2 separate regions of the Homo sapiens genome follow, and region 1 is linked to region 2. A link is a contact called in ENCODE Hi-C or POLR2A ChIA-PET data. All regions are on one chromosome and are shown on one strand. The core of a region is the stretch at or near the end of the contact, and the rest is flanking DNA. Distances in the headings are between cores, read along the strand shown. Region 1 overlaps NFE2L2 (NFE2 like bZIP transcription factor 2). Region 2 overlaps LOC100130691 (Putative uncharacterized protein FLJ44553).

Evidence for each region. Hi-C counts contacts between places; a loop is a spot of excess contacts on that map. ChIA-PET counts read pairs that join two places held with the same protein, here RNA polymerase II (POLR2A). Pooled maps may share reads with other maps.
Region 1: a loop to region 2 is called in a pooled map, with 2.2 times the contacts of the local background. The contact joins two enhancer-like sites. A Hi-C loop is called at or near these places in 3 of 168 maps with a recorded cell type or tissue (Calu3, mammary epithelial cell and posterior vena cava), 2 of 37 single-sample maps with no recorded cell type and 9 of 50 pooled maps. POLR2A ChIA-PET finds 5 or more read pairs at or near these places in 14 of 52 experiments (A549, AG04449, AG04450 and 10 more).

The regions. Positions count from the first base shown.
Region 1 is chr2:177,237,639-177,241,448 of GRCh38, reverse strand. The region is part of intron 1 of NFE2L2 (NFE2 like bZIP transcription factor 2); the gene reads left to right. Among named protein-coding and RNA genes, the nearest start is that of MIR3128, 16 kb to the left of the region's middle. Within about 2 kb of position 1,373, at least 29 of the 41 ENCODE cell types and tissues checked have a DNase peak (open chromatin) inside an H3K27ac peak, as active enhancers do; they include GM12878, where a contact is called at or near this core.
Region 2 is chr2:177,280,159-177,283,688 of GRCh38, reverse strand. It overlaps LOC100130691 (Putative uncharacterized protein FLJ44553), which reads left to right. Exons shown (of 9, transcript NR_026966.1): 9 at 1-181. Among named protein-coding and RNA genes, the nearest start is that of NFE2L2, 17 kb to the right of the region's middle. RefSeq lists an enhancer at 1,794-2,213. Within about 2 kb of position 1,250, at least 8 of the 41 ENCODE cell types and tissues checked have a DNase peak (open chromatin) inside an H3K27ac peak, as active enhancers do; they include GM12878, where a contact is called at or near this core.

The DNA.
Region 1 (3,810 bases), core at 124-2,623, 42 kb after region 2:
AGAAATACTTAGACAGTGTCTATGGAAAAAAACATTGAACCAGATTTAGCTTTTAGGTAAATAATATAATCACCTGGGAATAATATGAAGAATGAAATGAAAGAAAGAAAAATATAATCAAGTGTAACTTAGACTCTGAATGCTGGTAACTAAGATTTGGATGAAGGAAGGATCTCAGGGGAATAACATTAAAATAAGATTTTTTTTAAATGGAAATACATGATTTTAAGAAGGAATAACTTAAGACATTCCAACTTTATACTACATGAAAGTAAAAAGATCAAGGATCAGTTTTCTCTTTGGAGCAAGGCTCAGTTTCGCTTTCTGTTGAGAGTTAGTAGTGTGTATAATTAATTTTTTTTAACAGTTTATTGATGAAATTTATTTTTAGAAGGAAATCTCCCACCACCTTCCTGTCATTCTCAGGGCAAGATAGAGGGTAGGAGAGGGAAGGGAGACTCGGGGGAATGGGAGGTGCAAGCCTTAATTAGACATTTGAGTGTCTAAAAGATTACTTTTCATTTCAAATACTTTGTCTCAGTTTACTGAATAGCTTTAATTTAGGACAGGGATTGTATTATCTTTGCTTTATCTTTTCCAATATTTTGGATCATCTAAGCATGATAGATGCTGGTTTATTCAAGGCACTAAAATTGACTTGCAAAAGACATATTTAATATGGATTCTGTGTTCAAGTCCTTTCTTCTTTGTTTATCCTGGTACAAAGATGTTTGTTTTAAAGTGGTATGAGTTAATTGTCCAACTTCAGATTTCCCTAAAATGTGTAACAGATTACCCAGTTGGCAAATGATGATATATATTTTTTAAACATGAATATTTCTGTTAGGCCAGATGGTGATTTAACATGAATTGTCCAACATTTGTGTTTCTTATCAAATTGTCTTCTTTTGTCTAAGCCAAGCTAGCAACATAATTTGGAACACACTCAGGAATCACTAAAGGACAAGAGCAAAAAAAATTCAGACACCAAGTGGCAGACGGCATTTGCTCCATATGCCATGCAAAGGCTCCTGGCCAGTGCTCGCATGGCCCTTGGGAAGCTTTCTCACCCGTTGTAAGAAAGTATCTGTGCAGTGCTGTGCAACCCATCTACCTGCTTTCCTCTCTCTACCCAAACCCTACTTATCTAACACTTTGTACTGTGGCCTTCCTCCATGGGGGACTTGCACTTCCTCAAAGCCCTGGATTTCTGTGCAGAAGAGCAGTTTTAGTTCTTCCTTAGGCACTTCCCTTTCCTCCTGTCCAGTGTCATGTTCTTGTTTGTTATGGGCTCCACCCAGACGATTATTTCCTCTTAGATGATGTGTGAGCCTTGCAGAGAGCTGGGTCATTTGTGGAATAAATCATGTGCCCAGTCACACGGCTCCTTACAGGAAATGGTTGGTGCATATTAGCTTAGCACAAAATACAGTAGTGAGCTTGTGGTCCCCAACAGTGAGTCTTCAGTTAACTTCTGCTGTTTTTTTTTTTTTTTTTTTAACATAAAGCTTTGAATGTTTCATACAGTATCAAATCTCTGCAGGATTTTGCCTGCTGAAACAGATGTGAAAATCTGAGTAGCACAGAGTATGACATTAAGGCCATAACAATAAACCTATTGTTGCTGCATTCTAAATTTGATCAAGATGTCTGTTTTTGGGAATCCAAAATAGTTGCTTCAAATTTAGCTTTTTTCTTTTATGAAGCAGTTTTGTTTTGTTTTGTTTTGAGACCTCTCATAGCAAGAAAAAACATTACATAAACTTTTTTTTGAGACAAGGTCTCACTTTGTTACCCAGGCTGGAGTGCAGTGGCACGATCTTGGCTCACTGCAGCCTCGACCTCCTGGGCTCAAGCAGTCCTCCCACCTTAGTCCCCCACGTAGCTGGGACTACAGGCACATGCCACCACGCCCGGCTAATTTTTGTATTTTTAGTAGAGACAGGGTTTCACCATGTTGCCCAGGCTGGTCTCGAACTCCTGAGCACAAGCGATCTGCCCGCCTCGGCCTCCCAAAGTGCTAAGATTATAGGCGTGAGCCACCATGCCTGGCCACATAAATATAAACTTAAAAATACACAGGAAAACCTTTCAGAACACTTTGAAACCTATTTTGGTCCTATTACGATTGCACTGAATGTCCCCCAGCCTAATGAAGAGCAATTAGATGTCATTTGGTGGCATTCTTGGTGGAGACAGTAAGCTAGGGCCGCAGGAGCTGCTTAGTCTCCCAGGGTCCAGCATTGTTTCAGGTAACGTGAACAGGATGCTCAAGAGCTAGTCTAAATAATGCTTCATGTCTTATTTTTCCTGTTTGTTGATAAGGATTCATAAAGATGTCTTTTTCTGGTCATGTCAAGGGAAATTCAAATAAAAAACATTGAATTGGTTTGGAGCTGTCCATTGAAGGGTACTCACAGCAGGAATTGAGTGGCAATTGAATGTGTGTGTGTGTATGTTTGTAAACATTTATATTAGAGTGTATGCAAATGTATATGGGCGTGCCCACTGCCATCACCATTACCCCCACCAACAGTAACAAAACCACCATCAAGAGCAATATCCACTAAAACTTCTAATTTGCTTATTAATTTGCTTTATTATTTGTAAATAATTCAGAATCTCTGAGATCAAAATCCTTTTTTATTACAACATGTTAATAGTAGTCTAATTCAGACCTGCCCTGAGGAAGAACCAAGCAATGAAGCTGTCCATGATTTTAGAAGTTAATTGGCTCATTCTTTCTGACCATCTAGGTAGTCCCAACATTATTTTAGGCTCCCCCTAGTTAGGTCCACAACCTCATTATTATCCATTGGCCTGGACTTTGGTCTCGCTTATACAGCAAGTAGTAGAGCCTATCACTGTCAACATGTAAACATTTGCATATTTTACATTTATAGAGAGATACTTTTCACGTGCCTCATTTGATCCACTAACATCTGTATGCTTGGGTAGGATGGAATAATTAAACAATGTATAGCTAAAGCCATCCAAACCCCTCAAATATTATCATCTGATGGGAAGGAAAAGGGGGGGAAAGGAAATTAAATAGTTATTTCAATTCTTGGCATGATTGACACTGACAATTATAAATTCCATTCAATATTTTCTTCCAGCTCATGAGGGTTGGTTGTAAGGATACTTTGCAAGTCAGATTTATGAGCAGAAGATGTTTGCAACCTAAATTGCTTCAGTTGCATGAAAAAGTCACAACCTTTTACTGATTTTTATCCTGGGATCTCCTTAACAAGAAAAAACCTCAGGCCCAGGAAGTCTAGGGTGAGGCAGGGATGTGTCAAAGTACACTTTTCCCCACGTACAGGGACAAGTATTTGAGTTTCTTTGATTGACTTTGCAAAGAGCTTTGCACACTTTGCACATCACTTCTTGAGATGGGTGGGAACATGGACTGCCTATTTTACAGAGTTCAATTAAGATCGCAGGATCATGCATTCCTTTCATTTTTGGTGCTAGTACCTAGAAGATGGGAACATATTGAACACTTAATACCTTGCTTGGGCAGATAGCTCCAGTTTGCAGAAAGTCTAGACAGGATACCCTGCTATGTATCTAGATTTACTGAGAAGAAGCGGCCCAAGCTAATCAGAATTTTAAAGTAGGTTTCTCAGCTGGGCGTGGTGGCTCACACCTGTAATCCCAGCACTTTGGGAGGCCGAGGCAGGCAGATCACTTGAGGTCAGGGGTTCGAGACCAGCCTGGCCAACATGGCGAAATCCTGTCTCTACTAAAAATAGAAAAATTAGCCGGGCATGGTGGCACGCACCTGTAATCCCAGCTATTCAGGAG
Region 2 (3,530 bases), core at 1-2,500:
GAATGAACCTGACGAGAAAAGACCAAACATAGGACTGTTACAGGGAAGAAAAATATGAAAAGACCTAAAGATGCACGTCCTCATTATATGTAAGGAATCTATTTCCTAGAATCCTATAAAAAGCTCAAGTGAATTTGCTTCAGTTAATAAATGTGATTTAATTATAATGATAATGCCACAGCATATGTTTTGTTTCCTCTTTTTGAATTGCTCCCTGTTAATTATTGAGAGAAGAAATTCAGTGTAACTTTTTTGTAATCTGATAATGATGAGGCTGTCTCATGTGTTCCTTATGTGCTTCACAATGTATGCGTATGTGTGTGTATATAGTTAAGTTGAAGAAGACGGCCATGTGTGGGCGCTACAGACAGATGTAAGGCTAAAGAAAGGGCTCCATGGTGTTAGAGCAAAACCTCATGATAAAAAGCTCTTTTTTATACTTAGGACCTGATTGTATTGGGAGGAAAAACAAACATTCAGTCTTGGAATGACCTGAAAAACCTGTGGTATGAACCTACTCCCCTTTCCTCACCCTGGGATTAGAATGAAGTTCTACAGTTCAGCTAAGGTGACCAATTCACTTTGGTTCATCCATGTTCCATGTCTCAGGAAGACAGGAAGAGTCTGGGCTACCCTAGGTTCAGCTGATGGAGTCTAATGGCCCTGTATGCCTGCCTCTTCACCAGTAGGATGGTGGTGGCTGACATCACTGACATGGACTGTGGGGCTAGGACTGTTCTGACCACCTTATGTGTCCCTCTCATTTGGTCCTCACAGTGTCCTGAAAAGTTTGGTGGCTATCTGCGTTTCACACATGAGGAAACCAAGGAAAAAGAGAGTAAGCTATTAGGCTAAACCACGTGGAATTCCTGTGTGTGTAGATCAAAAAGGTTAAATATCAGCAAATGCATATTATTCAGTCTACAACTTGCCCAATATCACAGAGTTGGTAGGTGGTGATCCCAGAGTCTGAACTCTCAACTACCCAGGATCATAGCTACATATCTGTATTATAGATGACAGACCCAGGCTCAAAGCAAATGCATTATATACATATATATTGCTATCAGCAGACTACATCCTTTCTTCTCCAGTCTGTGGCTTCAACTGCTGATTTTATTCAGGTCATAGTGTGAAAGTTGGCTCAAGTCAGACAAGACTGCCCTGCCTGTGGCCTGTTCCTGCTGTGCAGCTAAAAGCAGCCCATCAAACCAGCTCTCTCAGGCTGGCTGCCTCAAAACCTGCCTGCCTAAAAATATCTTTCTCTCAGATGGCACAGAGCCATACACTCCATCTCCCCAGCTGAACTTCCCACCATTAGAACGACTCAGCTACCCACATGCCTTCCACCCGAGCCATTGTTAAAATTCAACTGTGAACCCTATAATCCTCTCCTGTTAACACACTAATGATTAGCTTATCAGGTTACATGAACTCGATCTTGGATCAAGTGAAGTTTGTTTGGGAGTTGGGCTGCAGATGGGTAAGGTCAGGAGCATGAGAGTGAATCATGGACTATTAGATGTGGCAGTAACATCAGAAGCTGTACTGGCCAGTCCCAGCATTTTACAGATGAGGAAACTGATGTTTAGGTGCCAAAGCCTAGGTGTCTTGACTTCAGGGTGACCAACCATCCCAGTTTGCCTGGGACTGAGGGATTTCCTGGCTGTAGAACTTTCAGTGTTCAAACCTGGAAAGTCCCAGACAAACTGGAACAGACTGACCACCGTGCTCGATTGGGAGCCCAAAACTCTTCTGCTTGTCTGGACAAGTCAGGTTTGAGCGTGCCCTTGCAGTAAGAACCCCTAGGCTGCTTGGTACAGCTCAAAAATGCCAGGTGGGGAAATGACCACAGACCTGGTTTACCAAGGCTGGCTCCCCTTCAGTCTCTAAGCATGGACTTGGATGCCATGTGGGAGCAGCCATATTGCCCCATGACTGACCAAAGTGTTAGCCTCTTGGGCCACAGCATTTAGGGAAGCTGGTTACATAGAGATGGTCTCAGAAAATAAGGCTGTGGTATGGTTTGTGTACTTCACAGAGATAGGACCACTGTGTCAGCCACAGCTCTGCGGTTCTCAAAGCTTGGGGGTGGAGTGCTGCTGCTGTTTGTCTCTGCTGCACATGGCTGCACAGATGTTGGGAATGGAGAAGTATTTGGGCAGGGAGATGGATCAGCAGGGTTCCCCGTGCTATCATCATTTCCTTTTTTAGAAGTTTTGTCATTTAGAGGTTTTGAATCTTGCAATAAGCGGTCATCCTTGATTAACTTTGGACTTTTTCCCTTAAATGTCAGGCACCTAATTTTAAACTTTTTCCTGGTTTTACTTCTCCTCCCAGGCTATTTTGTCCCCAGTCCTTGGTTGCTTGGCAGTTGTTTCCAATATAGCGCCTCCTGCTTTCCATTCAGCTGGGATCCAGCTCTAGCTCATGCCCTGTACCTGGGGCCTATGTGTGTAAACTAAAGAAGGGAAGGATGCCGGGCATGGTGGCTCACGCCTGTAATCCCAGCACTTTGGGAGGCTGAGGCGGGCAGATCATGAGGTCAGGAGATCAAGACCATCCTGGCCAACATGGTGAAACCCTGTCTCTACTAAAAATACAAAAATTAGCTGGGCGTGGTGGCACATGCCTGTAATCCCAGCTACTCGGGAGGCTGAGGCAGGAGAATAGCTTGAACCAGGGAGTCGGAGGTTGCAGTGAGCTGAGATCATGCCACCACACCCCAGCCTGGGTGACACAGTGAGAGACTCCATCTCAAAAAAAAAAAAAAAAAAAAAAAAAAGGAAGGAAATCAGGAGGCAAGGAAGGAATAACACAAGAATCCCAGCCAGGCAAAATTGTCAGTGTAAGTTCTCTTTAATATTCTCTTTCCTGCATACATTGCTTTAACATACCCCCAAACCCACCTCCACTTCCAGCCCTACCTCTACACACATCTACGAGAATCTAAACTTTTCATGGTCCACCCTTGCTCTCAACCATCACTAAAATGTCCTTAGTGCCCAAATAACAAGTTTACTGATCTGGTAAATGAATCCCTGATGATGCGGGTTAAAGTTAGAGGTGCAGCCCTCAGAAGTGAATCTTAACTTTGACCTTTATAGTTAATATCCTGCCGAGGCTATCTTAACACTTTAATAAATGTAGTTCTTATGGAGGAACTGTGGAGCTGGGAGGGCAGGTAGTGGCAGGAAGCATAGTGGAGGATTATTTTGGGAAGAGCTCTGTGATAAGCTCTTTTTTCTTTTTAACAAAGAAAAATACAGGATGCCCAGTTGGATTTGAATTTCACATAAACAACAAATAATTTTTTGGTATAAATATGTTCCATGCAACATTTGGGATATACATATACCCAAAATTATTTCTTATCTGAAATTCAAATTTAACGGGGCGTCCTGTATTTTACCTGGCAGTTCTATCTGTGACCTGTGATGCCTCCTAAATATGCAGCCTGTGCAGTAGACGGGCAGGATTGCTGTGGAGTTCAGAAGTTTCCAAATTCTGGCAGAAGGCAACCAGCCCTT